Linked DNA regions of Homo sapiens: regions 1 and 2 are each linked to region 3. The links are chromatin loops, found by intact Hi-C in ENCODE. Cell type or tissue: PC-9. All regions are shown on one strand. Links, peaks and the distances in the headings refer to the core of each region. The heading gives the core; the rest is flanking DNA. Region 1 has its middle 22 kb from the start of C16orf87. Region 2 overlaps LOC105371240 (a long non-coding RNA gene). Region 3 overlaps ABCC11 (ATP binding cassette subfamily C member 11).

Region 1 (9,962 bases), core at 3,941-7,940, 1.3 Mb before region 3:
GTTTGTGTTCTTTCTTGTTTGTTTTTTCACCAGAAGCTTTGGGAATCATCACAATGCTACAAATGTGGTCATCGCTTGTTTATTCTTTTAATTTTTTTTCTACAAATTTTATATATTTGCACAAAGGAATCATCTTTAAATAACAACAGTAACAAAAATGAATACAAATAATTGTCCAGCTGGGAGCAGTGGGCTCACATCTGTAATCCTAACAGTTTGTGAGGCCAAGGCAGGAGAATTGCTTGAGCCCAGGAATTTGAGACCAGCCTGGGAAACATAATGAGACTTTGTCTCTACAAAATATAATAAAATTAGTCGGGCATGCACATCGAGGCTGCAGTGAGCTATGATCATGCCACTGCACTCCATTCTGGGCAACAGAGCAAGACTTCATCTCGAAAAAAAATAAAATAAATAAATAAATAAATAAATAAATAAATAAATAAATAAAACAAAACCCCCAAAACTGTCCAGATGAAGATAAAGAGTATGAGAAGCCTTATTTTTGGCTAGAAAGAGTGCTTTTCTTCTCCTCCTACAGAGCTAATAACACACTGGGTGGGCACATTCATTGTTGAAAAGCCACAGGCTCAAAGCAGCTCAGGAGGCAGCCTCCTTTGTAGCTGGGTAACTCTAGACAGCCCAAGCCAGCCACCACCCTCGCTGAGCACTGAACTCAGCCTGCTGCCTGCCCTGGGCACAGAGGAGTCTCCAGGAGTCCCACACCTTGCTTTGCCTCCTTTGCTTTTCCCTTTCATGCTATTTACTATTTATTGGGCATCTACTTTGCAGCTTGTCCTTTATATTACTTGTCGTTCTTTCTCTCAAACCCTGCAAAGTGGAATCATGAGCCCCATCTTACAGTTAAGGAACATGAAACTCAGAGAGTATATAAATCAGGAATCAGAAATTTTGTGAAATAAAAACTCAACTCAAAATGGCTTAAGCAAAAAGAGTATTTCCTGGCTCACATAACCAAAAGAGCCAAGAATCTGATGGGCTTCAGGCACAGCTGGATCTATGCACTCATGTGAGCCATCAGGGCCCCATTTCTCTCTCTGCCCCTTGTTTCTGTACCCCTTGCAGGTAGGGTCTTCCTTATTGGTGTTGGAGGGATGGCTGGAATAGCCAAATACACTACATTTCATTAAGTGTGGCAGCCATGAAAATGCTCCACTTGGATTTCTTTTCAAAAATAACTTGCAGGCTGGTATGGTGACTCACACCTTTCATCCCAGCACTTTGGGAGGCTGAGGAGGAAGAATCACTTTGTTACTGGAAGGGGGTCCTGATCAAGACCCCAATAGAAGGTTCTTGGATCTCACGCAAGAAAGAATTCAGAGCAAGTCTATAAGGTAAAAGCAAGTTTATTAGGAAAGTAAAGGAATAAAAGAATGGCTACTCCATAGGCAAAGCAGCCCCGAGGGCTGCTGGTTGCCCATTTTTATGGTTATTTATTGATTATATACTAAGCAAGGAGTGGATTATTCATGCCTCCCACTTTTAGACCATATAGGGTGGCTTCCTGATGTTGCCATGGCATTTGTAAACTGTCATGGCACTGGTGGGAGTGTAGCAGTGAAGATGACCAGAGGTCACTCTGGTGGCTATCTCAGTTTTGGTGGGTTTTAGCCGGCTTCTTTACTGCAACCTGTTTTATCAGCAAGGTCCTTATGACCTGTATCTTGTGCTGACCTCCTATTCCATCCTGTGACTTAGAATGCCTTACCATCTGGGAATGCAGCCCAGTAGGTTTCAGCCTTATTTTACTGAGCCCCTATTCAAGATGGAGTTGCTCCAGTTCAAACGGCTCTGACAACTTGATGCCAGGAGTTTGAGAAGAGCCTGAACAACATAGCAAGATGCCATCCCTGTAAAAAAAAAAAAATAATGAGCAGGCATGATGTTGCACACCTATAATCCCACCTACTTGGGAGGCTGAGGCAGGAGGATCACTTGAGCCTGGGAGTTTGAGGCTGCAGTGAGCTGTTTGTGCCACTGCACCTGAGCCTATGCAACAGAGAAAGACCCTGTCTCAAAAAACAAAACAAAACCAAAAACACAAACACTTGCCATTCAGCTGCAAGGAGCGTAGTTAGTTACCAGCCTCCAGCTGTACCACCTTTAGGATTCATGCCTGGCTCAGTCAGCCACCAGCCAATGACCAGACATAGCAAAGTGTACCAGGGCCTGGTCATTTTTGCCTAATGCATGACTGTTGTAATAGGTAATCTTTGCTCCAGAGCTCGGCAGATAATGTAAGATCTGATTGTGTTCTGAGCCTCTCCCTGCCCAACCCTACTTCCTCCTCCTTTATCCTTCACAGCTCTTGCCCTTTCCCCCAAACACACCTCTGATACTTCAAACTCCATCTCTGCATCTTCCTTCCAGACACACTACACCTCACTGGTCCCCCATCCCCACTCACAGCAGCTTTCCTGGCTTTACCCATATTCCTTTGGATCTCTGTATGCTTTTCAGTTGCTCTGTAGAGTATAGCAGGCTAGTCAACCTTGTGGGCTGGTCAGAGGCATCTGCAACAGTTGTGACAGCTGCGGAAAAAAATGGATGCAAATTCTACAGCCTCAGAAGAAATGAGTGAAATTTTCCATGCTTGGTTTATTAGAGCTATTTCTGAAGTAAGACTTTTAGGACTTATAAAACCTACCAAATAGAAGACTGACCATTTGGCAAGGCTAACATGGGGCGGCTGCTAGAAAGCAAATGAGTGAAGCCAGAATATCATGTTGAGTTTAAGAGAAAAAGGAGGCCCGTCATATTTACATACCACTTACAGGAGCAGTTTTGGTGAGAAGAGAAATGTGTAATCCCTTGTGATGTTTAACCAGAAAGTATGTTGCTAACCCCAAACAGGTGTCTATCAAAACACCTGTGGAGTACTTTAGAATTCAACAAATAACATACATTATAATTAAAACCTCTCACACATTATTGCTGTACTTCTCACAAAGTCATTATTAAATTATGAGTAAAAATTTTTTTTTTCTTTGAGATGGAGTCTTGCTCTGTCATCCAGGCCAGAGTGCAGTGGCATGATCGCAACTCACTGCAACCTCTGCCTCCCAGGTTCAAGTGATTCTCCTGCCTCAGCTTCCCCAGTAGCTGGGATTACAGGTGCCCACCACCACACCCTGCTAATTTGTGTATTTTTAGTAGAGTTGGGGTTTCACCATGTTGGGCAGGCTGGTCTCGAACTCCTAGCCTCAACTGATCCGCCCATCTCAGCCTCCCAAAGTGCTGGGGTTACAGGCATGAGCCACCACGCCCAGCCTATAAGTAAATCATTCTTGAAGATACTTGGTTCAACCCAACATGCAAAAAGTCAAAGTGCCTGGGATGACTCCCCCACTTCTCCTCCTGCCCTCCCATTTGATCAATGACTGATAGGTCAGGAGTTCGATGCCAAGCTCTTGGCCTGCAGTCAGACCTCCTGAAACAACTTCCCCTTCAGAGTTGCCCTGCAGGTCAAGCTGGAGCTACCTCCACAGGTATGCCTGCGGTCACACCTGCTGGCTTCCTCTCCTCTGCCCTGCTCCCTGCTACTCCATTTTCCCTCTCCCCTGGGAGCACTCCTTAACGAGTCAGTCTCACCTGAATCCACATCTTAGGGAGTACTTCTCCAAACCCAACCAAGAACCAGCCCCTGGGGTTGGTGCCTGTGCAGGAGCTCTGGCCTACGGAGCCATCCTGCTGAGCTCCTGCCCTCTTCCTGTCCCATCAGTTCTGGAGGGTGGAAGCAGCTTCCTCCAATCACTGACCCTGGCCTGCTTCCCTGGACTTTGATTGTTTCCTTTGGTCCCTTCTCACACCTTTGTTAGTAGCCTATCATTAAACTCTCCCCAGGCATCCCTTTGTAGTGTACTACTGAAACCGCCTTTGCAAAATTTATAACTGAGGAAATTATGACAGTGAAAGAGATCAGACTTAATCCACTCTATCTTGCTTCTAACCTTTAAGCTCTCCTTTTTTTTTTTTTTTTTGAGATGGAGTCTCACTCTGTTGCCCAGGCTAGAGTGCAGTGGCACAATCTCAGCTCACTGCAACCTCTGCCTCCCAGGTTCAAGCAATTCTCCTGCCTCAGCCTCCCGAGAAGCTGGGATCACAGGTGCCCACCACCATGCCCGGTTAATTTTTGTATTTTTAGTAGAGACTGGGTTTCACCATGTTGCCCAGGCTGGTCTCGAACTCCTGACCTCAGGTGATCTGCCCATCTTGGCCTCCCAAAGTGCTAGGATTACAGGCGTGAGCCACCTCGCCCAGCCTAAGCTGTTCTTACTCATTCCTGGGTGTAGGCCGAACTAACCTTGGGAAGGAATTCAGTTTCATGGTTTGACTCTGAAACAAAATTGATAATAGCCCTTTCCTGAAAAGACCCCTTTTTGCCTGGGGCCCAGTCTGCCTTTGCCAGACTAACAAATTAGCTACAATATTAGAAATTGTGGTTTAGGGGTCATGCAGACTCTGGCTCCAAAGAGTCTGAACCTCTCCAAATTGCTCCTGGGGATAACATCACCATGTAAAACCTAAGATCAGTGCTTGAGATATTTTGCAGACCCTGCACTTGATGGATCAGCTGACACCACCAAGACCCGTAATCTGGCTCAACCAGTTCTGCCATCCCACCCAGGAACAGAAGACAGAAAGAAAACCTCACTTCGACCCCCTGCGATTCTATCTCCAACCTCAACCATCAGCACTCCCCACTTCCCAAGCCCCTATCTCCCAAATTATCTTCAAAAACTTCGATCCCTGAATGCTCTGATTTGAGTAATCATAAAACTTCAGTCCCCTGCACAGCCGGTTCTGCATGAATTACTCTTTCTCCATTGCAATTCCCCTGTCTAGGCAGGTCTAGGCAGTGGGAAAGGTGAACCCACTGGGCAGTTACACTACCTGCCTATTTTCTGCCAGAAACCTGAATCATAAATAGGACCATTACAGGATTTATTTTTAAAATATCCATCTATCCATCTTTTAAAAAAATCCATCTTTTTTTTTTTTTAAAGAGACAGGTCTCACTCTGTGGCCCAGGCTGGAGTGTGCAGTGGTGCTATCATAGCTCACTGCAGCCTCAAACTCCAGGGTTCAAGCAACTCAGCCTCACGAGTAGCTGGGACCACAGGGATGCACCACCATCTTTTGTAGAGACGAGCTTGCTATATTGCCCAGGCTGGCCTCAAACTCCTGGACTCAAGTGATCTCCGGGTCTCAGCCCCCAAGGTGCTGGGATTACAGACATGAGCCACCATGCCTGCCCTTAAATGTCTGTCTGTCTATCTATCTATCTAATCAATCTATCATAACACTCTAGAGATTTGGAATGAAACAGAAATTAATGTTGTGCAATGATTGCCCATTTTTGTCATCTAGTCAATTTGGCTCTGGGACTATATGTATAATAATCTGATTTAGAGATAATACTGAAAGTCTGATTTGAAGGTTCTTCCTGAATATGAAGGTAGAGGTACTGACCTACCCATTTCCCCCCAGATTGGCCCTCAGAAAGGCCTTTCAGCTGGAAACAGCCAGTAAACAATTTGCAAAAGCCGGCATCCGGCGCTAGATGGCAGCTGTGACCCACTGGTGTTGTTGCTCACTGAGGCCCATTAACAATTCCAGCTTGCCTGGCCCAGCAGGTTCACCATTTGCAGTCCAGCAAAAGCCAGCTCTCCTGCTGGCTCTCCACTCTCAAATCAGGGTTAGTCCACATTCCTCCAATGCAGAGGCAGTTCGTGATTTTCCAGCACTTTGGGTACCTGGAACTCCCTGCCCTGTCAGGGCCTGGGAAGGTTCCTATTGGTATCTCTCTCCAACCACCCTCCCTCAGTGCACCTGTTGCTAGACACTCAAACAAATGGAAACCCAAGGGTCAGGGTCTCTGAGGAGAAGACCAGAATACAGACACTTAGGGGGAACTCTCCTGGTGCAGGAAAGATTGCTGTGTTTGGGCTCTCCCTGGCTGGATGACCTCCATAATCGCTTTAGCTGGCCTCCCTTACCCTCTTTGGACTTAGCAAATGAGTGCCATTGGTCTTGCAAGTACCTGAAGCCCTGTGCAAACTAGCCTAAGCCATATAAAAAGATGGGATAGTTATTTAGTTAATAGCTTTTTTTTTTTTTTTGAGACATCCAGGCTAGAGTGCAGTGGTACTATCATGGCTCACTGCAGCCTCAACTTCCTAGGCTCAAGTAATCCTCCCACATCAGCCTCCTGAGTAGCTGGGACTACAGGTGCTCACCATGTTTTTGTTTTGTTTTGTTTTGTTTTGTTTTTGTTTTTGTTTTTTGTTTTTTGTTTTTGGTAGAGACGAGGTCTTCCTATGTTGCCTAGGCTGGAAACTCCTGGGCTCAAGCAATCCTCTGACCTCAGCCTCACAAAGTGCTGGGATTACAGGCATGAGCTACTTCACCCAGCCTAGTTAATAGCTTTAAAAGTCATAGGTGTGTTAATTTAGACACAACTGTAGCCACACGAGTTTCAGGTATGGCTGGATCCAGGTGCTCAAAAAAAATCAGAAATCAATTTGTCTTCATCTATCTCTACCCTTCTCTTTCAAGCACAATATCCAAAGTGCTGAAAGAAATGCAGGTCTTTCTTCCTAGTTATGCCAAGAATCCCAGACTTGACTTAAATTCAAACTCATTCCTAAATTAATCACATGGGAGGAGCCCTGGTAGATGACATACTCAATTTGGCTAGGTCAAGTGCCCATTATTAGAAAGAGGGGTAGGTCAGGATGAGAATGAGGGAGGCTTGGATCCTCCAAAAATCAGGGTCCTGCCACCTGGAGAAGACACAAGACAAACCAATTCATCGATGCCCACGATGACCAGAGAGCGAGTTTCCATCCCCCTCCCACTCACTTTCATCAGTTTACTCATTCGGTACACTTCAGGACGTCCTGAAAGCACTTCCAGCCCTCCCTCTCCCTTCTTCCCAGATAAAAGTCCTGCTTATCCAATCTCTGGGCGCTCCTATCAGACAGTCTCCTAACATTCTGTTTTTTTCCTTCAAAGCATTCTGTTTTTTCCCTTTATCAGTTCAAGATAATATTGTGATATGTGTGATTATTAACCTAGTGTGTAACTTTCCACTAGACCATAAACTTCAAAGGGACAAGGTCTTGGTGTCCCCAGACCCTCATACAGTAACTGGCACATAGAGGGTATTCAGGAAATGTACATTTGTTCATTCATTTGATAATTGTCTATTAGAAACTGAGGAAAATAAGTTCAATCTGACATAGTCCCTTTCTGGCCTCTACCTTAATGATGGAGGCAGACTAGTAAATCAATGATCACTGTCCAGTTGCAATGCTTTCTCCAAGAATGGTGAACTCAAGGGAGCCTGGGGAAGGAATATCAAAATCAGAGGGCTCCAACAGTGTTTCCCAGCAGAGTCATGACATTGGCCTAACTTTAGAAAAATGAGAAGGCATTAGAGAGATGAAGGAGAGGAAGAAGATTCCCTCTGAAGCGTATTCGAAAACATGGACATGTAACATAGCCTGATGTATTCTGGTGGGACTTGATGACCTTAGTCTCATTGTATTAACTCTCTAGAACAGGAAGTAACTATCTAGGAACTAGGTCCTTTAGATAAGCCAATGCCTTTTTTAAAACAGTAGAAAATAAAGGGGCAGACTGGGCTTGGTGGCTCACACCTGTAATCCCAGCACTTTGGGAGGCTGAGGTGTGAGCATTCCTTGAGGCCAGGAGATTGAGACCAGCCTGGGCAACACAGCAAGACCCCATCTCTTTAAATTTTTTTTTTAATTAGCTGGACATGTTGGCATGTGCCTGTAGTCCCAGCTACTTCAAAGGCTGAAGCAGGAGGACTACTTGAGCCTAAGAGTTTGAGGCTGCAGTGAGCTATGATCACATGGCTGCACTTCAGCCTGGTGACAGAGTGAGGCCCTGCCTAAAAAAACAACAGTAACAACAACAGAAAGGAGATTTATCAAAAGTAGTTTTTTTTTTCTTCTTTTCTTTTCTTTTTTTTTTTTTTTTAAGATAGAGTCTCACTCTGTCACCCAGGCTGGAGCACAATGGCACGATCTCGGCTCACTGCAACCTCCACCTCCCAGGTTCAAGTGATTCTCCTGCCTCAGCCTCCTGAGTAGCTGGGACTACAGGCGCACGACACCACACCTGGCTAATTTTTGTATTTTTAGTAGAGACAGGGTTTCACTATGTTGGCCAGGCTGGTCTCGAACTCCTGACCTTGTGATCCGCCCACCTCGGCCTCCCAAAGTGCTGGGATTACAGACGTGAGCCACTGCGCCCGGCCAAAAGTAGAATGTTTGTGGAAAAAGACTGGATACATAGCTGGGCGCGGTGGCTCACGCCTGTAATCCCAGCACTTTGGGAGGCTGAAGCGGGTGGATAACCTGAAGTCGGGAGTTCGAGACCAGCCTGACCAATATGGTGAAACCCCGTCTCTATTAAAAATACAAAAATTAGCCGTGCATGGTGGCCGGCGCCTGTAGTCCCAGCTACTCTCAGGAGGCTGAGGCAGGAGAATTGCTTGAACCTGGGAGGCGGAGGTTGCAGTGAGCCGAGATCGTGCCACTGCGCTCCAGCCTGGGAGACAGAGCGAGACTCCGTCTCAAAAAAAAAAAAAAAGACTGGATACAAAGAATATGGAGACAGTCTCTGATGATATCAGTGCCTGGTAGTAGGACCTTAGTAAACATGCAAATGCCTGGATAAAAGTAATTGGCATCGATATGGTTTGCTTTAAGCAGAGAACAAGCCAGCCAGGGATCTAGCCCATTAAGAATTCAAGCAGACTCCTAAAGGCACACAAAAGAAATAAAGGGTAAAAGAAATCACTTTAAAACAGGAAGATTTATATAACCCTGTCTGTGTAGAAGAAAAATGTTCCCAGTTTCGCATGCCATTCGCTGCCAGGATCTGAGATTGTTACTAAGAAAGAGATGGGAGGAGGGTGTTGAGGGAAATAAGATGCCAGGCCAGGACACAGGCACAGAGAATTTGACATTTAGGGTTTGAAAAGACCTGGAACAGAAGCCTCTTTTGCTTTTAAGGCTTCTCTTAATTGCCACATTTGAGGCCTGGGATTTATGAAGAAAGCACTTTTCAAAAGGACAATTTACACTTCATTATAGAGAAAGTTCAAGTGCAGTCCCCAATTTCCCCTCTAGTTGCAATCCTGAGCCATTTGTGGAGCAGCTGTGTCAAGTGGGGAGGAGAGCTATAAATGGTTTATAAATCAGTGCACGACGTCACAGATGGAAGCAGTTGCTGCTGCACCGGCTGGCAGCGAAATTGTGAATCAGTCTAAAGTTCTAGAACAATGTGAATCAAACCTCACAGTGAAATGCCCTTAATGGTATTCAACAGCTATGCCCTCACCCCCAGACCAGCCTCAAGGCAAACCACAACAGCCATGCCCTCACCCCCAGACCAGCCTCAAAGCAAACTACACCCCAGTGTGTGTGGGGGCCAAGGAGACTTTTACTTCACCCTTGGAAGGTTCACTGAAAAATCAGCTCACAAAAGGTAGGTTAATTGGAGAAGAAGCATGACATGTATACACAGGAGACTTCCAAATGAAGACCCAAAGATGCAGGGGAAGTTGTCCATTTTTGCGCTTAGATTCGACAAAGTCTGGACAGCCATGTAGAAATAGGATTGGGCAAAAAGGGTCTGCGCTAACGCTCGCTAATAGACAGAGTGGGGAAACCCAGCAAGATCTGTCGGTCTGGATTCTTCTTGGCCTCTCCAAGCAGCATTCCTTCCCTCTAGGTATGGGGCAGGATCCTCTTTCCAATAGGGATCTTATGACCTACAGTCAAACAGGGTAGGCCAGTTTTTTCACAGAATATTTTTAGGTTTTATGGCTGGCTTGGGGGAAAAAGGGTTTTGGTGTCTATGATCTGCCTTGAGGAAGAGGGATTCTAGTTTCTATAACTAGT
Region 2 (9,962 bases), core at 2,791-6,790, 470 kb after region 3:
ACTGGCGTGAGATGGTATCTCATTGTGGTTTTGATTTGCATTTCTCTAATGACCAGTGATGATGAGCTTTTTTTCATATGTTTGTTGGCCACATAAATGTCTTCTTTTGAGAAGTGTCTGTTCATATCCTTCATCCAATTTTTAATGGGGTTGTTTGTTTTTTTCTCGTAAATTTGTTTCAGTTCCTTGTAGATTATGGATATTAGACCTTTGTCAGATGGATAGATTGCAAAAATTTTCTCCCATGCTGTAGGTTACCTGTTCATTCTGATGATAGTTTCTTTTGCTGTGCAGAAGCTCTTTAGTTTAATTAGCTCCCATTTGTCAATTTTGGCTTTTGTTGCCATTGCTTTTGGTGTTTTAGTCATGAAGTCTTTGCCCATGCCTATGTCCTGAATGGTATTGCCTAGGTTTTCTTCTAGGGTTTTTATGGTTTTAGGTTTTACATGTAAGTCTTTAATCCATCTTGAGTTAATTTTTGTATAAGGTGTAAGGAAGGGGTCCAGTTTCAGTTTTCTGCATATGGCTAGCCAGCTTTCCCAGCACCATTTATTAAATAGGGAATCCTTTCCCCATTGCTTGTTTTTGTTAGGTTTGTTGAAGATTAGATGGCTGTAGATGTGTGGTGTTATTTCTGAGGCCTCTGTTCTGTTCCATTGGTCTATATATCTGTTTTGGTATCAGTAGCCTTGTAGTATAGTTTGAAGTCAGGTAGCATGAGGGCATAATGATTTTTAAATTGATTTCTTAAATAGGCAACACAGGGCTGGGCGTGGTGGCTCACGCCTGTAATCCTAGTACTTTGGGAGGCTGAGGTGGGTGGATCACAAGGTCAGGAGATCGAGACCATCCTGGCCAACATGGTGAAACCCTGTCTCGACTAAAAGTACAAAAAAAATTAGCTTGGTGTGGTGGCCAGGTGCCTATAATCCCAGCTACTCAGGAGGCTGAGGCACAAGAATCGCTTGAACCTGGGAGGTGGAGGTTGCAGTGAGCTGAAATTGTGCCACTGCACTCCGGCCTGGTGACAGAGTAAGACTCCATCTCAAAAAAAAAAAAAATTACATAAGTATTAAAATACATTCATAACAATGTGAATATACTTAACGTTACCAAACTGTACAGTTGAAAGTGGTAAAGATTATATATTTTATGTTGTGTTTTTTTATACCACAATTTTTAAAAAGGCATTCAGTGGAAGGGCGCCCACAGATGGGAGGGATTTTGGAGGGAACCGAAAGACAGTTGGTAAGCACCCACAGCCCCAAGCCTGACCTTTTTTTTCTCTCTAACATGAAAGCTTGCAAGGACACTCACCATGTGCCCTGCTTATTCAATTAATCACTTAATTGATCATGCTGTCATCTTTTTCTGCATTATAACTCCCTGAAGTAGGTGCCATTATTATTCCCTATTTTGAGATGAAGAAAATAATGCACAGAGAGGCTGAGCAACTCATCAGGGTCACACAGCTCCTGAATGGCAGATTGTGAGTCCGGGAGGTTTGGCTCCAGGCGTTGCCCTCCTTTCTACTCTCTGCTGCCTCTGTGGCCTTTTCTCTTTGTCTTGGGAAGTCAGGGAGGGAAAGCTGGGCCACGTTTACTTTAATTCAGCATAAAACAATAACAAGGCAACCAGGGGCAACTGGGTCTGCTCCTACCTGCACTGCTCTCTCTGTCTCTGTCCCCCGTCTTCCTAGTGGACTCCCTTAGGGATAACCACTACTGTTTGTTTTTTGTGGAACTTTCCACCTTTTTTTTTGTATGTGCGTTGGGGTTTCAATCTGTTGCCCAAGGTGGCGTGCAGTGGAACGATCAAGGGTCACTTCAGCCTCAAACTCCTGGGCTCAAGTGATTCTCCTGCCTCAGACTCCTTAGTTGCTGGGACTATCTTTCTACATTTTATTTTATTTATTTTTATTTTTATTTTTGAGATGGAGTCTCAATCTGTCACCCAGGCTGGAGTGAAGTAGTGTGATCTCTGCTCACTGCAACCTCCACCTCCTGGGTTCACACAATTCTCCTGCCTCAGCCTCCTAGTAGCTGGGATTACAGGTGCATGCCACCATGCCCAGCTAATTTTTATATTTTTAGTAGAGATGGGGTTTCGCCATGTTGGCCAAGCTGGTCTCGAACTCCTGACCTCAGGTGATGATCTGCCTGCCTCAGCTTCCCAAAGTGCTGGGATTACAGGTGTGAACCACCATGCCCAGCCGTAGCTTGTTATTTTCATAGGACGAAATCTATCTATATAAGAACATTGAGAGCCCCCACATTCTATTGCTTTTATCTGCTCAAGCAGCTTATTTTACAATTTCTTTCACTAGTTCCCTAATGATGGGCATTTATTTTATTAATTTTTAGAGATGAGGTCTCCCGATGTTGCCCAGGCTGGAGTGCAGTGGCTATTCACAGGTGCAATCATAGTGCACTATAGCCTTGAACTCCTGGGCTCAAGGGATCCTGCTACCCCAGCGTCCAGAGTAGCTGAGACTGTACCTGGTTTCCTGAAGGGCAGTTTGTTTCCAGTCTCTTGAAGACACATTGTTAACTATGACCCAGATGAGCAGGCTCAAATTACCCAGGGTTTAAACTGCAACTACAGAGTAAAGAGTGTCTAGACTCACCCTTGAAAACAGCCAGGCCCCACATTTGAGACCAGCCACCTTATCTCAGTAAATGCGAGGCTGTTTCTCCTCCGGCCTTGGAATGGATCACTGTTGAGGCACCATGTGAAGTCGCAGGTGTGCATTTAGAGGCCTGATGGTACAAATCATGTCTTTACACACTGCAGTCATTCGCGTTGTGGTCAGCTCCTGCTGCAAGAGTCTTTTGGAACAAAGGGCCTAGTGGATTCACAGCCTCCATCTCATGTCCTCTGTGGTCTCGTTGCATCCATAATGAGTGGACTCACTCAAGGTGTTAAACTTGTTTGGGGAGTGTAGGAGCAGATGAACATACAGATGAGCTTTGACAGTTCCTGTGGGGTGCTGGTGGCTGCCTTATGCTGAGCTGCGTGGTGGTGATTGCTCCCCATGGGTGCTCCGATGGGCCTTCTGCGATCACTTTCCCCACTCTCCCTCATCAGACTGTGAGCTCCCTAAAGCCCAAAGTGGAGATCATGGGTCCCTGCAGTTCTCACAGCCTTGGACATAAGCCCTCGGTGCAGACAATGACTGAGCACTCACCATGTGTCCTGCTTATTTAATTTATCACTTAATTGATCATGCTGTCATCTTTTTCTGCATAATAACTCCCCGAAGTAGGTGCCATTATTATTCCCTATTTTGAGATGAAGAAAATAAGGCACAGAGAGGCTGAGCAACTCGTCAGGGTCACACAGCTCCTGACTGGACAGACTGTGAGTCCGATAGATTTGGCTCCAGGCGCTGCCCTCCTTTCCACTCTCTGCTGCCTCCGTGATCTTTTCTCTTTGTCTTGAGAAGTCAGGGAGGGAAAGCTGGGCCACGTTTACTTTAATTCAACATAAAACAATAACATTTGATTTAGCAGAGTGTATTGTGTTTGAGTTCCGGCTCTGCTAATAATTAGCTGTTACAACCTTGGGACAGTTACTTAATGTTTTCATTTATCATCCATAAAACGGCAACAATGACACTGATTTCACAGGGCTGTTGTGCGGCTGGGTGAACCGGCATGCATAAGGAACTCGGCTCACTGCAGCCTTGACTTCCAAGAGGTCGCCAATTCCATTTGCCACAAATGGGCCAGGTCCTCAGAGTATGGGGCCCGGAACCGCAGCACAGACCTCACTCAAGAGCTTGTTAGAAATGCACAGTGCTGGCTGGGCGCGGTGGCTCACACCTGTAATGGGAGGCCGAGGCGGGCGGATCTCCTGAGCTCAGAAGTTCGGAATGACCCTGGGCAACATGGTGAAACCCCGTCTCTACTGACATACAAAAAATTAGCTGGGCGTGGTGATACGCGCCTGCAGTCCCACCTACTTGGGAGGCTGAGGCACGAGAATCGCTTGAGCCCCCGGAGGTGGAGGTTGCGGTAAGCTGAGATTGCACCACTGCACTCCAGCTTGGGCTACAGAGTGAAGAATTCGTCTCAAAGAACAAAAACAAAAACAAACAAACAAAAAAGAAATGCACAGTGCCAGGCCCCATCCCACAGCCCCAAGCCTGACCTTTTTTTTCTCTCTAACATAAAAGCTTGCAAGGACACTCGCCATGTGCCCTGCTTATTCAATTAATCACTTAACTGATCATGCTGTCATCTTTTTCTGCATAATAACTCCCTGAAGTAGGTGCCATTATTATTCCCTATTTTGAGATGAAGGAAATAAGGCACAGAGAGGCTGAGAATCGGAATCTGCATTTTCATAAGGTGCCCAGGTGAGGCGTAAGCGTGCTACAGCCCTAGAAGCCCTTCTCTACAGCAGTGGATTCAATCACCTTCCACTAGGACCCCCCGCCCAGTTATACCCGTGGTGTGGGGTTGGGGCTGGGCAGCCCAATTTTACCAGCTGCTTCAGCCTATTCTGAGGTGTGGGGATCCAGCTACAAGAAAGAGCAGAGATAAAAGACGGAAGCAGTTTCATCATTTTTGATGTGACAAGGAAGTCACGTTTTTGTCTGGAGTTCTCGGACTCTGTCATCTTTTTCTGGGTTCTCCTTCCGTCCTGACTCAACTTGGCATTTTGAGAAATGAAGCTTTAGCGACTCAGGAAGGGTGGCCAGAGACAACAGTGCCACCTTGTGGCAGCAGCCTGGCATTACAGTCCTGGAAGGCGGCTGTTTAAATGGAAAGAACTGTGATAACAGGGTAGTCATAGAGAAATCTCAGCGAGCCTTTATTATATGCCAGACGCCATGCCAAGTCTTCTTCATGGATTTGTTTATTTAAAACTCACAAGAGTAAGAAGTAGATACTATTATTATCCCAGTGTTACAGGCCTGGAGGAATGGAGCTTGAGAGAGAGGGAGCTATGCTCATGATCTCTGGGTAGTGAGGGCTGGAGCTGGGGCCAGCTTGGGCAGTCGGGCTTTAAAGTCCACGATTCCAACCCTTTTTTTCTTTTTTTTTGAGAAGGGGTCTCACTCTGTCACCCAGGCTGGAGTGCAGTGGTGCAATCTCGGCTCACTGCAACCTCTGCTTCCCAAGTTCAAGCGATTCTCTTGCCTCAGCCTACCGAGTAACTGGGATTACAGGCACTTGCCACCATTCCCCGCTAATTTTTGTATTTTTAGTAGAGATGGGGGATTCACCATGTTGGCCAGGCAAGTCTCGAACTCCTGACCTCAAGTGATCAACCTGCCTTGGCCTCCCAAAGTGTTGAGATTACAGGTGTGAGCCACCGCGCCTGGCCTGATTCTAACCTTTGGATATATTTCCTTTTTAAAAAAAGAAGGATCCCTTTCTGGTGGGGACCTCCAGATTTTAGACTCTTTAGACCTGTGCTATTTTATTGACTGGAGCCAAGCAGTGAAGCCCTGGGTGGGGAGCTGGGGACCTGGGCTCTGGTGTTAGCTCCCCTCTCTCCTACCCAGGGAGTCCCGGGCAGTCATTCAGGTTCTTTTTCTTAGTTTGTAGGTGGAGGATAATAATATTTCACCTGGGCCGGGCGCGGTGGCTCACGCCTGTAATCCCAGCACTTTGGGAGGCCGAGGCGGGCGGATCACGAGGTCAGGAGATCGAGACCATCCCGGCTAAAACGGTGAAACCCCGTCTCTACTAAAAATACAAAAAATTAGCCGGGCGTAGTGGCGGGCGCCTGTAGTCCCAGCTACTTGGGAGGCTGAGGCAGGAGAATGGCGTGAACCCGGGAGGCGGAGCTTGCAGTGAGCCGAGATCCCGCCACTGCACTCCAGCCTGGGCGACAGAGCGAGACTCCGTCTCAAAAAAAAAAAAAAATAAATAAATAAATAATATTTCACCTGTTCACCTTATAGCATCTTTGCAAGAATCTATGGAAAACAGACAATTGGAATTGAAATTGTATAGCAGTGGGAAAGGCAAGGTAGTGTCTGATATTCTTAGCAAATAGAAGGGTAAAAAGATGCGATTTTCCCTGATACCTCAAACCAACTGCACTTGAATTAACATAGAAACAGAAAACCAAATACCCCATGTTCTTACTTATAAGTGGGAGCAAAATATTGGGTATTGGGACACAAAGATGGAAACAATAGACACTGGGGACTCCTAGAGGGTAGAGGAAGAGAGCTGCAGGGGTTGGAAAACTACTTATTGGGTCCTATGCTTGTGACAGAATCAATCGTACCTTAAACTTCGGCATCATGCAATATACCCATGTAACAAACCTGCATGTATATCCTCTGCATCTAAAACAAAAGTTGAAATTAAAAAAGAAAAGAAGAGACGTGGCTGGGCAAGGTGGGTCACACCCATAATCCCAGTACTTTGGGTGGGCACCTGTAATCTCAGCTACTCAGGAGGCTGAGGCAGGAGAATCGCTGGAACCTGGGAGGTGGAGGTTGTAGTGATCTGAGATCACGCCACTGCATTCCAGCCTGAGGAACAAGAGTGAAACTCCATCTCAAAAAAAAAAAAAAAAAAGAAGAGACGTGGTTGTGCTAGGTTAATAATAAACCCTAAACTCTCAGCAGTTCAAAAGAACAGAGTGTCTTTCTCACCCCATGCTGTGTGTCCACTGCAGGTCCACCAGGGGCTCTGCTTGTCTTAGTCACTCAGGGGCCTTGTGTGACAGAGACTCCATCTCAACAAGTGCTTCTGTGACCCAGCAGGCAGTAAAAAGAGGATGGAGACCACAGACTGACCTGTCTGCTTCTGCCTAAAAGTGACACATGTCATTTTCACTCATACTTCATGGGCCAAAGCAGATCACATGGCCGTGCACGAGCTCAAGTGGGTGGAGAGGTGCAGCCCCACCATGTGCCCAGAAAGAGAGCTGAGCATTTGAGACCTTTCTTTCTTCTTTTCTGCTTTCCCTCTTCCCTTCTTCCTGCTTTCCTTCCCTTCTTATTTACTAAGTGCCTACTATTTAGATGATGTATCCTCACTGGGATTATCATTTGTTATTTAAAAAATTTAAATAATAAATTTAATTTGTTTTGTTATTTATTATTTACTTTTTTTTTTTTTCTGAGATGGGGTCTTGCTCTGTCACCCAAGCCAGAGTGCAGTGGCACGATCTCAGCTCACTGCAACCTCCGCCTCCCAGGTCCAAGCGATTCTCCAGCCTCAGCCTCCTGAGTAGCTGGGGTTACAGGCATGCGCCACCGTGCCAAGCTAATTTTTGTATTTTCAGTAGAGATGGGGTTTTGCCATGCTGGCCAAGCTGGTCTCAAACTCCTGAGCTCAGGTGATCCACCCACCTTGGCCTCCCAAAGTCCTGGGATTACCGATGTGAACCACTGTGCCTGGCCTGTTTTTATTTTCTAAAGATGGGGTCTTGCTCTGTTGCCCAACCTAGAGTGTAGTGGCTATTCACAGATATTATCATAGCTCACTGCATAGCTCACTGCAGAACCTGGGTTTACTGATGCACACCACTGCACCCAGCCTCACTGGGATTATAAAATAAGACAAAACTCCGTCCTCAAGGCTCACATGATCTCATGGCCGAGTCAGAAAAGCCGACCAAGATCAGCACAAGTTGATATGTGAACACAGATATGAGGCAGCTCACCCAGCCTGGTGTGAAGCTAAGGAAGGCTTCCTGGAGGACGTCCCCAAGGAAGGTAGGAACAAGCCTGATGAGAGGCAGGGGAACCTGAATAGCACAGCTCATGCCTGTAATCTTAGCTACCAAGAAGGCAGAGGCGGGAGGATATCTGGAATCCAGGTGTTCAAGACCAGCCCAGGCAACATAGCAAGACTCTTAAAAAAAAAAGACGCAGGGAGATCATTTTCAGCAGAAAGAGCAGAAGATGAAAATGTCTGCAGGAGAGCTCTGTGGCCAGCAGTAAGATGTTCTGCAGGCCTGAGGAATGTTGTGGGGGATGGTGTGAGGATGAGCAGGCACAGCAGGAAGTGGGTCCAGACCACTTAAGGCTTCAGGACCACTGGAGACTGGATTTCCTGAGAAGGCCATGGGGGCCATAGAGAGGCTGGTTAAATTTATTTTATTTTTTCCAATTTAGCCTTGACTTGAAACTCATAAATTTGTTTTCTCTGAGACAGGGTCTCACTATGTTGCCCAGGCTGAACTCAAACTCCTGGGCTTGAGCCATCCTCCTGCCTCAGTCTCCCGGGGTACTACAGGTGTAAGCCACCATGCCCGCCTGCCATAGAAAGGTTTTAAGCAGGACATTAACACTGTGAGGTCCTCTCTCTGTAGGGTGGGTTGGAGGGGAAAGGATTGAGAACAGAGAGACAGCACTTTGAGAGGCTGAGGCAGGTGGATCGCTTGAGGTCAGAAGTTCAAGAACAGCCTGGCCAACATGGTGAGATCCCGTCTCTACTAAAAATACAAAAATTAGCTGGGCGTGGTGGTGTGTGCCTGTAATCCCAGCTATTCAGGAGGCTGAGGCAGGAGAATTACTTGAACCTGGGAGGCGGAGGTTGCAGTGAGCCGAGATGGCACCACTGCATTCCAGCCTGTGCAACAAGAGTGAAACTCCATCTCAAAAAAAAAAAAAAAAAAAAGAAAGGAAAGATAGGATGCTGATGTCATAGCTAGAGGGAGATGACAGAGCCTCAAATGCAGGCAATGTTTGGGGACATAGAGAGGATAAAATTGATCAGAGAGGTGATATGCAGAGGCAGCCTATAGGACTTGGTTTTTATGGAAAGTGGGAGTAACGCTGAACCTTAAGAATGTCTGGGTTTCAAATGGCATGGAATGGCTGAGGTGTATTATTCATTCAGGATACTTATTAATGTCTATCATGGGTTCTTTCTGGGTGCTTGGAATACATCAGTGTTAAAAGAGACCAAAAAAAAAAAAAAGAAGACAATTCCCTGCCCTCGTGATCGTGAGGTTGATATTCCAGTGGGGGAGCAGGCAATAAATACCAAATCTAAATATGTACATTTTACAATATTAAAAAGTAGACCACATTGGGGGAAAGGCAGGGAAAGGATGGTCGGGAGAGTTGGGAAGGGAGGGGTGTCGATATTTTAAGTAGGGCAGTTAGAAAAGATCTCATTGAGGTTGGGCTGAGTGGCTCACACCTGTAATTCCAGCACTTTGGGTGGTCAAGACAGGAGGATTGCTTGAGCCTAGGAGTTCAAAACCAGCCTGGGCAACATAGTGAGATATCGTCTCTACAAATAAAAAAATTAGCCAGGTGTGGTGGTGCACACCTGTGGTCCCAGATATTCAGGAGGCTGAGGAGGAAGGATCATTTGAGCCCAGGAGTTTGAGGCTGCAGTGAGCTATGATTGTGCCACTGCACTCCATCCTGGGCAACAGAGTTCAGAAAAAGAATAAAAAGAAGAAATCTCATTGAGAGGTGATATTTGACAAGAGTCTTGAAGGAGGCAGGAGTAATGGAGAGGGTGCGTTCTCTGTTCCAGAGGCTAGACTGAGGGAGGAGGCAGGCGGCGTGCACACCAGTTCCCAGGAGAGATGTTTCCCTTAGGTGGCCTTCCATGACATCCACCACACACTTACGCTTCCATCTCATTTTCCAGGACTCACATACACGACCATCTCTGTCTCCAGGGAAGACTAGGCCATGCAGGGAGGGGAGATGGATGCCAAGCCAGGCGTCTGCCACCTCAGAAGGTGACACTTGAGCTGGGTGCTGGTGAATGAATGCACAGGCTTATTTCAGTGAGTAGAGATGATGAGGGGCATTCCAGGCAGAGGAAATGGAACGTAAAGGCAGAAAGGAGTGGAAAAGAATGTTTGGGAAAATACACGCTGGATGGAGTGACTGGAAGAGAGAGAGAGAGTGTGTGTGTGTGTGTGTGTTTGTGTGTGTATGTGTGTGTATGTGCGTGTGTATGTGCGTGTGTGTGGGTAAGGGTGAAGCACACACAGAGGTCACAGACTCAGATGCTCTC
Region 3 (9,052 bases), core at 4,914-8,913:
GAGTGACTCTGTCTCAAAAAAAAAAATTGTGTACAGTGATATACATGTGTAGGGGAGAAAAAGTGTGATACTTTTCCTCACCAGTCATGTGGGTCATGGCTGACACTCTTGTAACAAAAGGCAGACTAACAAAAGGAAAGCATAACAATTTTATTTCATCAAAGTTTAATGTGACATGTGAGTCTTCAGAAATGAATACCGAAAGGCTCAGGAAGAACTGTCCATTTTTATGCTTAGACTCAATGAGGAATGGACAGTGGTATAGAAATGCGATTGGACAGAAAGTTCTGATTAACTGTAATGGACCGAGGTGATGGGATGGGGACCCAGCAGGGCCTGTCTGTTCAGATTCTTCTTGGCCTCTCTGCACAGCATTTCTTCTTTCTAGGTATGGGGCACGACCCCTCTGGAATGAGGGTCTTAGGACCTACTCTCAGACAAAGTTGGTCAGAGAATTTCTTTACGGCCAGCTCCTGTGCAGAAGGGTGGAGGAAAGTTTGAGTCATAGTTTTAGGTTCTATCGGTGGCTTTGGGGGAAGAATTTCTATGACTCACCTTGGGGAAGGGGAACTCTGGTTTCTATGACTCACCTCATGGGAGAAGAGGTGCACAAGGGGTGCAGGAGGGCAGGAGAAGGTCAGAGAGAACTTGCTTCTGAGGCTGCTTCTGAGGTCATCCAAACTCCATCAGTTCAAAGTACTCAGCCTGCCAAAGTGCCATACTTTGGGGTATTGTTGTCCGAGCCTCAACACATGTCCACCCTGCACATCCTTGTAAATAACTATACATGCATAAATTAGGGGTCTGTGTGCGCACATACCAGCAGTGGTGCTCCATGGCAAGGGAAAATTGGTGCTTGATGGGAAGGAAATTTTCCCAGCTCTGAGGTTCTGTGGGGTCTCTATTCCAAAGTGAGGTTCTCGCCGGGCATGGTGCTTCACACCTGTAATCCCTGAACTTTGGGAGGCTTGGGCAGGCAGATCACCTGAAGCTAGGAGTTCAAGACCAGCCTGGCCAACATGGTTGAAACTCCATCTCTACTAAAAATACAAAAATTAGCCGGGCATGCTGATGCACACCTGTAGTCCCAGCTACTCGGGAGGCTGAGGCAGGAGAATCGCTTGAACCCTGGAGGCAGAAGTTGCAGTGAGCCGAGATTGTATCATTGCATTCCAGCCTGGGCGACAGAGCAGGACTCTGTCTTAACAATGACAACAAAAAAGTGAGGTTCTGTCTGAAAAAAAAAATAGAGAGAGAGGAGTGGGGAGACAAAGACGGAAAGAGACAGATAAGAGAGAAAGAGCAGAAAGACTTGGCCCAAAGGCCCCAAGAAGTGCTCAGAAATCAGTGTGTGCAGTTACATAGAATCAATAGCTCACAGTGGCTAAGAGTAGAAACTCTGGAATCAGATCTGTCCTCAAAATCTCTAAATTTCAATGTCGTCAACTACAAAATGAAAACACTATCCTGAAAGCATTGTAAATTAACTAAGGATTAAAGTGGATCATGGAAGTGAAGCGCTTAAACACAGTGCCTTAAACAAACACTCAATAAATGGTAGCTATTGTTTGTGAATAAGAATTTTAAAATTAGCAGGATCTCAGCAGGGCGCGGTGGCTCACACCTGTAATCCCAGCACTTTGGGAGGCCGAGGGGGGCAGATCACGAGGTCAGGAGATAGAGACCATCCTGGCTAGCACAGTGAAATCCCATCTCTACTAAAAATACAAAAAAATTAGCCAGGGGTGGTGGCGGGTGCCTGTAGTCCCAGCTACTCGGGAGGCTGAGGCAGGAGAATGGCATGAACCCGGAAGGCGGAGCTTGCAGTGAGCCGAGATCGTGCCCCACTGCACTCCAGCCTGGGCAACAGAGCCAGACTCCGTCTCAAAAAAAAAAAAATTAGCAGAATCTCGCTAGAAGTAAGAATTCTACCTCCTGGGTTGCTATTAGAATCTGTCTAGTAGAAATACACTGATGTCTCTGCTAAAAGAAGGGGTTTGGATTTTTCACTTTATTTGCCTAATGAACTAAGGCGAGCGATATAAAAGGACTGTCAAACAAAGCTGATGTCAAGTGATTTTGGAAAGTAATTGGAATTTGCATGGACTTTTAAAACAGTAAGTGGAAGAAATATATGTAAGTAAAGCAATAATAGGATTCGTGAGCCAGAAATACATGCATGCAACAGTCAGAGAACAAGCCCTCTAATAAAGAACAAAAATATTTCACAGCCAGAAAATGTGGGTGCTGTTCTCAGCTCCACCACTTAACAGCTTAAAGACCTGAGCAAGCCCCTTGGCTCAGAGAGCTGATCCTAGGAGTTAAAACCTGCCCCCAACATGAGAAAGAATTCTCAAAGAATCCATTCTCAGAATCAGGAAAACTATGCTAATTGCAAACAAATGAATTTTCCATTTAAATGGTGGTCATAACAATCTTGTAATAAACCTATTTCTTTCTTTGCATGGGCTGTTAAGGAGTTTAGAGCAAAAACTCAGCCATCTCTAGTAACTGTACACAATCTTATGGCATGCACTTATATGCAATTATATGCGAGGAAGTGCTCTGTTAAGTCTAAATCATGAACACACCCCAGATCAGTGAAGGATATTGATATGTGAGGGGAGAAGGAGGTGGGGAGCATTTCAGTGAATGCCACTGAGAGGGACTGAGACCCTCATATCAGAACAGAAGTTTCCAAATCGGTACGGTTCTCTCTAGAGTACAATGCTACCCATTAAGTATCTGGGAACCAAGGATTTGGCAAGAAACACGCTTATCAAGTCAGCAAAGTGTACTCCTCTTTGCTCTGATGAATCACAGTTTTGCACTAATGCTCCTCAGAGATGCCGCACTGGATGGCAAGCTCTGCGTAAGGGGCTGTCAGGCACTAGAAATAGAACTTCCATGAAGGGGCAGCCTATCTGTCCCCCTGCTCTGAGCAGGCCATGCTGGCTGGTTTGGGGGTGAGGCCTTTATCCCCAGCCCTTACTGCTTGCTTCATCCTTCTCGTTTTCTTCCCTCTCCTGTTTTATTTTATTATTTTATTTTATTTTGGGGATGGAGTTTTTCTCTTGTTGCCCAGGCTGGAGGGCAGTGGCTCGATCTCGGCTCACTGCAACCTCCACCTCCCAGGTTCAAGCAATTCTCCTGCCTCAGCTTCCCTAGTATCTGTGATTACAGGCGCATGCCATCACGCCCGGCTAATTTTTGTATTTTTAGTAGAGATGGCTTTTCACCATGTTGGCCAGGCTGGTCTCGACCTCCTGACCTCAGGTGATCCGCCCACCTTGGCCTCCCAAAGTGCTGGGATTACAGGCATGAGCCACTGCGCCCAGCCCCCTCTCCTGTTTTATATTCGAGTTCTAAACCAGCCTATTAAAAGCCAGTGGTGTGGTTGTGGGCAAGGTATCTCCTCCGCCTGGGACACGAGTTCCCTCTAGAAAATCAAAGAGCTGAGTTAAATGCAGGTTCTTAAATTGTTTGTGTGCCATGGACCTCTTTGGCATTCTAGTATATTCTCAGAAAAAGTATTTCTATGCATGAGATAAAGTACATAGGATTGCAAAGATAACCAATTATGCAGAATGTGCTTATGATAATATGTATAAAACACAGCTGAATACTGTAAGGTATATGCTTCTATATTGATGCACTAAGTAATGTGATCTAGCAGAAGTTCTAATGACTATTATAATTTCAAAGCATTGATGCATGTAAGTGATATTTTGAGACATCTGAAACAATTGAAATGAGATTTGAGAATACCGCTGATTTCTATTGGTAACAAAGTCACAGATACTGCTAATACTATCTATTTGTTGCCCCATCAAGGAAAACACCAAATTTCAGTTTGTAAAAATAAAGATGTCATTTTTTTCCCATCCAAATTCATAGATGCCCTGAATCTAGCTAAGAGGTCCATGGACCACAGGCTAAGAACAGCTGGACTGACGACTTCTAAAATTGCTTCTGACTCTGAAGCAGTTGGATTCCACAGAATTTTCTAAATGATGCCGGGGGACAGATTAGGGGACATTTAGGATAATGGGGTGAAATTTTACAATCTTAACAGCTGGCACCAGAGTGAATCAGAGGGTGGGAACCGTTTTTGTTTAGCAACTGCCTTGATCTGTCTCTTGGGGCAGTCAGAGACACCCTAATGACTTGCTTGGCAGGAAAGGGCACCAGAAGGGAGAACTAAACTGCTCTGCATAAAATGTGTCCAAGAATTGGGAGGCGGGGGCAGGGAGAACACAGACAGTAATTAGAGAACCAGAGAGGAAACCAGAGCCAGAGTGGGTAGAATGGTGAGGGACTCCTTAAGAAAGCACATGGTTGATATTCAATTGGAAGTTGTTGACTTGCTGTCAACAATTCTTTTGACCCCACCCTTCATTCAAGTGGTCTACACATACAAAGGAAATAAGGAGAAGTGCTGAATTCTCCTGCTAGATGAATGCAGTGGAGCAAAGGAGAGGATGGATGGCCTAGCGGGATGCTCAGGAAGGCAGAGTTAAAAGAGGTCATGCAAATCAAAGTGCCCGGAAGCACAGGAACTTTGGGAAGCACATTCACATGGGGGCCTGGACCCTTCCTGTCTAGATCATATGGGACACGTGCTCTCAGCTAACCTCTGTGTTCTCAGAGCACGGGCCAGAGACCAGCAGTATCAGCAACATCTGAGCCTTGTTAGAAGGGCAAATTCTTAAGCCCAACCCCAGACCTACTGGATGGAACTATATGAGGTTGGGGTCCAGCAATCTGTGTCTTGCCCTCCAGGCAATTTGGATACTCAAGTTCAAGTTTGAAAACTTCTGCTGTCAGGCGTTATTATTTCCATTATTGCATTCCAGTGTCCCAGTCCACAGAGAGGTGTATGCAGAATTTCTCCCAGCACTCAGCCTTGGGGGACCCGCTCCCAGCCTGGGGATAAGAACACTGCCCCTCACCTTGCACTGGAGAGAGCTTTCCAGAGCCAGAAAATGCTCCCAGCCACGGTGAGCTCCCTGCCCCTCCAGGCAGCCACTCCCTCCTGGGACCTTTCCAGTGACCCAAAGGTCCATGCCTTCTAGGCTGGGGCTGCCCTCTGGAGCCACTTTTCTGAAAGAAGCCCTTCCGGACCGGAAAGACTGAAGTCTGAGTCTTCCCCTCTTTCTGCTGGTGCCTTGCACAGCATGGTGCTCTGGCCACCATAGAGGTTGGTCTCTGAAGACTGCTCATTTACCAGTTTCTCTTACGATATTGTCCAGGGCTGCAGACAGAGGGCAGGGCAGGCAGGGCCAGCGTGACTGTGGCCTCCTTTGCTCTGCACATCAGTTGCTGTCATTGTGGACCACACTGTTACAGGAAAGGAGCTCCAATCCAGACACCAAGAGAGGGCTCTCGGATCTCACGCAAGAATGAATTCAGGGCGAATCCATAGAGTAAAGTGAAAGGAAGTTTATTAAGCAAGTAAAGGGGCCTGGCACGGTGGCTCACGCCTGTAATCCCAGCACTTTGGGAGGTGGAAGCGGGCGGATCACGAGGTCAGGAGAGCAAGACCATCCTGGCCTAACATGGTGAAACCCCGTCTCTACTATAATACAAAAAATTAGCTGGGCGTGGTGGCGGGCGCCTGTAGTCCCAGCTAGTTGGGAGGCTGAGTCAGGGGAGCCGCTTAAACCAGGGGGGCGGGAGCGCGGAGGTTGCAGTGAGACAAGATCGCGCCACTGCACTCCAGCCTGGTGACAGAGCAAGACTCCGTCTCAAAACAAAAAAACAAGTGAAGAAATAAAAGAATGGCTACTCCATAGAGCAGCCCCGAGGGCTGCTGGTTGTCCACTTTTATGGTTATTTCTTGATGATATGCTAAACAAGGGGTGGATTATTCATGCCTCCCCTTTTTAGACCATATAGGATAACTTCCTGACGTTGCCATGGCATTTGTAAACTGTCATGGCGCTGGTGGGAGTGGAGCAGCGAGGACAACCAGAGGTCCCTCTCTTCACCATTTTGGTTTTGGTGGGTTTTGGCCGGCTTCTTTACTGCATCCTTTTTTATCAGCAAGGTCTTTATGACCTGTATCTTGTGCCAACCTCCTATCTCATCCTGTGGCTTAGAATGCCCTAACCATCTGGGAATGCAGCCCCGTAGGTCTCAGCCTTATTTTACCCAGCCCCTATTCAAGATGGAGTTGATCTGGTTCAAATGCCTCTGACAACATCACCCCAACTCATGCCTCTAGAACCTCTAAAAAAATTCCATGACCTCCTCTCCGCCAGTATGGAATTGAAAATAAAAATAATAACAAACCATCAAATAAATATAACAAAGCACAGCAAAGCCCTGCATTCTCTCATTATAATTATTTTAGTATTATTTTTGAAAGACCAAATACCAATTTTTAAATGTTTATCATAAAACATTTCTGAAACCTGAAAAGGTGAAAAGAATTATTAAAAATCAAAGCCTCATACACTCACCACTCAGCTTAAGGAATAAAATATTACAATATTGGCTGGGCGTGGTGGCTCACAGCTATAATCCCAACAGTTTGGGAGGCGGAGGCGGGTAGATCACCTGAGGTCAGGAGTTCAAGACCAGCCTGGCCAGCTTGGCAAAACCCCGTCTCTACTAAAAATACAAAAATTAGCCAGGTGTGGTGGCAGGCACCTATAATTCCAGCTACTCAGGAGGCTGAGGTAGGAGAATCGCTGGAACCAGGTGGCAGTGAGCAGAGATCGCGCCACTGCACTCCAGCCTTCACAACAAGGTGAAACTCCGTTTCCCTCCCTCCCTCCCTCCCTCCCTCCCTCTCTCTCTCTCTCTCTCCATATATATATATATATATGTAAAATCAATGTTGTTTAAAAAAACTAATGGTATTTTTCAAAAAATTCTGCTTTATTACTGCTCGGAGCCAATGGTTCTCACATTTTGCTGCTGGAGGTGGGGACGGGGGCAGATGGGATGGGGCTCTGCACACTGAGTGGAAATGGGCTCTATTTCCTGTCCTCTGACTCCAGGGGTCAACACTTTTGTGGCGAATTATCTCCGGGGATCCGGCCAGCTCAGAAGCCCAGTGGGGCCATCACCGCATTTTTGGGACGAGGCTGCCATCTGCTGGTCGCTCAAGGAAAAGACGGCAGCTGCATCTGGCCTGGGGAGGGCCAGTGTGTAGAGAGCTCCCTCACCCGTGATGAGGGCAGTGTCCCACAGCAGTTCTGGGAATGGGGAAGCAGAGGAAGGAGAGTCACCCTCAATGGGCAGATGAGCAGCTGAACTGTGATGGGATGGTAGCATATGGGGTTCCCAGGGACACTTCAGGGCCCAAAAAAGAAAAAAGCCAGGACTGAGGGGAAGGGAATAACAGAGCAAAGGTTTTTTAAGAAAGATAAACCCCCTAGAAGGAGAAGCAGGTGCCACTAGAGAGTCCCAAATGGGGAACAGAAGGTTCGCGCTCCAGGGCACCGGACTTCTCCTGTTCCGTCCAAGGATTGCATCAGCCCCTGTAGTAGCTCATTCCCGCAGGGATTTGTTTGCTGTTCTCTCTGCCTTGAACATTCTTTCCTGCCCCAGTCCCCTTCCTTGGAGTAAATGTTTGTTCAGTGCTCAGGTCTCAGTAAACTGTGCCCACACTGCCTCCAGGAAGTCCCCGGGGGCTGCCTTTTCCTCTGCATCCTGTTCCTGCTTCTAGCCTCAGGTAGCCCTGTTCTGGATCGGCCTGTTTACTTGTTTACAGTTTTACTGTTTACTTACCCTCACGAGATTCCAAATTCCCTGAGGGCAGGGACACCATTTCATCCCCAGCACCAGTGCAGGCAAGAGAGTGAGAAATATTGGTTTACTAAATTGATTTTTTATGGCATTTTTTGAAAATCAGACATCATAATCTGGAATAAAAAGGAAAGTACTTTGAAACATATTTCCCCCAACAACAAGGTCTCCCCAGAAGTAAGTTGAAAATGATTGCCTTTTCTATTTGTCTGTAACCACATGTGGAGGGTGGGGGAGTGAGAACAAGAAAGAGAGAAAACAAATTATTTTATTTTCAGTTGTCATACGTTGTAAGTTATGCTGCTCTTCAGTAAACAATCATAGTAGACAGCTGCTATCTGGGGCCTGGCCAGCATCCATATCCATTCTTCCCTCAGGCACAATTTTACTTTGGTGAAACAACCTCTTCTATTCTCAGTCTACATGATCTAGGGCAGCAAATCCCATCCCCAGGCCCAAATATGGGCATGTGGCTCAGGCCTGGCAAATCACAGTATGCCAACAGCCTAGCACATGATTGATCAGGAACAAGCACATGACCCAAGCTGGCCCAGTGAGATTTCACCCTGGAATCATTGAGGCAAGAAGACCTGGGGGGTGCAGAGTGTGTAGGACGTGAACCTGGAGCTGCAGGCAACCATATTGCCACCATGAGGCAAGAGGAAGTTAGAAAGTGAAGCCAAACAAAGGAAAGCAGAGCTAGGAGAAGAGAAACAGAGACCTCAAAACAGGCATCCTTTCATTCCGGCACCCAACCTTGAACTTTTTCTGTATCTTTCTGTTACAAGACCAACAAACTCTTTTTTTTTTCCAAAGTTAGTTTGAGGGAGTCTCTGTTCCTTGCAACTGAATAAGTACTAGCTAACGTAAAAAGCAGAATGAAGATGGCTGGGTGCAGTGGTTCATGCCCATAACCTCAGCACTTTGGGAGGCCAAGGCAAGCGGATCACTTGAGATCAGCCTGGCCAACATGGTGAAACCCCGCCTCTACTAAAAATACAAAAATTAGCCAGTCATGGTGGCACATGCTTGTAATCCTAGCTATTCAGGAGGCTGAGGCAGGAGAATTGCTTGAACCTGGGAGGCAGAGGCTACAGTGAGCTGAGATTGCGCCACTGCGCTCCAGCCTGGGCAACAGAGCAAGACCCTGTCTAAAAAAACAAAAAGAAAAGAAACGAAAGGAAGCAGAACAAAGAAAGTGAGTTTTCCTTAGTTTTATATTTTACAAAGTCAGTACAGCATTTGCAACACTTCTAACACAGATCAGAAAACTATAAGCTTTTACCTTATTATA

What was found. Peaks named below come from ENCODE experiments on the same cell type or tissue, not always from the same donor. Only the 100,000 strongest peaks of a DNase experiment are listed, where the experiment ranks them.
Region 1: a loop joins it to region 3, with 6 times the contacts of the local background. A loop is called at or near these places in 31 of 110 quality-filtered maps.
Region 2: it touches region 3 in a loop (9-fold over the local background); 12 of 110 quality-filtered maps call a loop at or near these places.

The regions. Positions count from the first base shown.
Region 1 is chr16:46,848,538-46,858,499 of GRCh38, forward strand. No RefSeq gene overlaps it. Among named protein-coding and RNA genes, the nearest start is that of C16orf87, 22 kb to the left of the region's middle. RefSeq lists an enhancer at 2,515-2,584. In PC-9, for the core only: a CTCF peak has its summit at 5,594 (motif pointing right); a DNase peak (open chromatin) is centred at 5,614.
Region 2 is chr16:48,625,877-48,635,838 of GRCh38, forward strand. The region is part of intron 1 of LOC105371240 (a long non-coding RNA gene); the gene reads left to right. Among named protein-coding and RNA genes, the nearest start is that of N4BP1, 21 kb to the left of the region's middle. RefSeq lists enhancers at 3,400-3,901, 3,902-4,401. In PC-9, for the core only: CTCF peaks have their summits at 4,740 (motif pointing left) and 4,939; a DNase peak (open chromatin) is centred at 4,678; H3K4me3 peaks cover 339 bases.
Region 3 is chr16:48,157,953-48,167,004 of GRCh38, forward strand. It overlaps ABCC11 (ATP binding cassette subfamily C member 11), which reads right to left. Exons shown (of 30, transcript NM_001370497.1): 30 at 7,821-9,052. Among named protein-coding and RNA genes, the nearest start is that of ABCC12, 6.5 kb to the left of the region's middle. RefSeq lists enhancers at 25-1,224, 7,068-7,569, 7,570-8,069 and a silencer at 8,227-8,396. In PC-9, for the core only: CTCF peaks have their summits at 7,104 (motif pointing left) and 7,306; a DNase peak (open chromatin) is centred at 8,239; H3K27ac peaks cover 1,501 bases.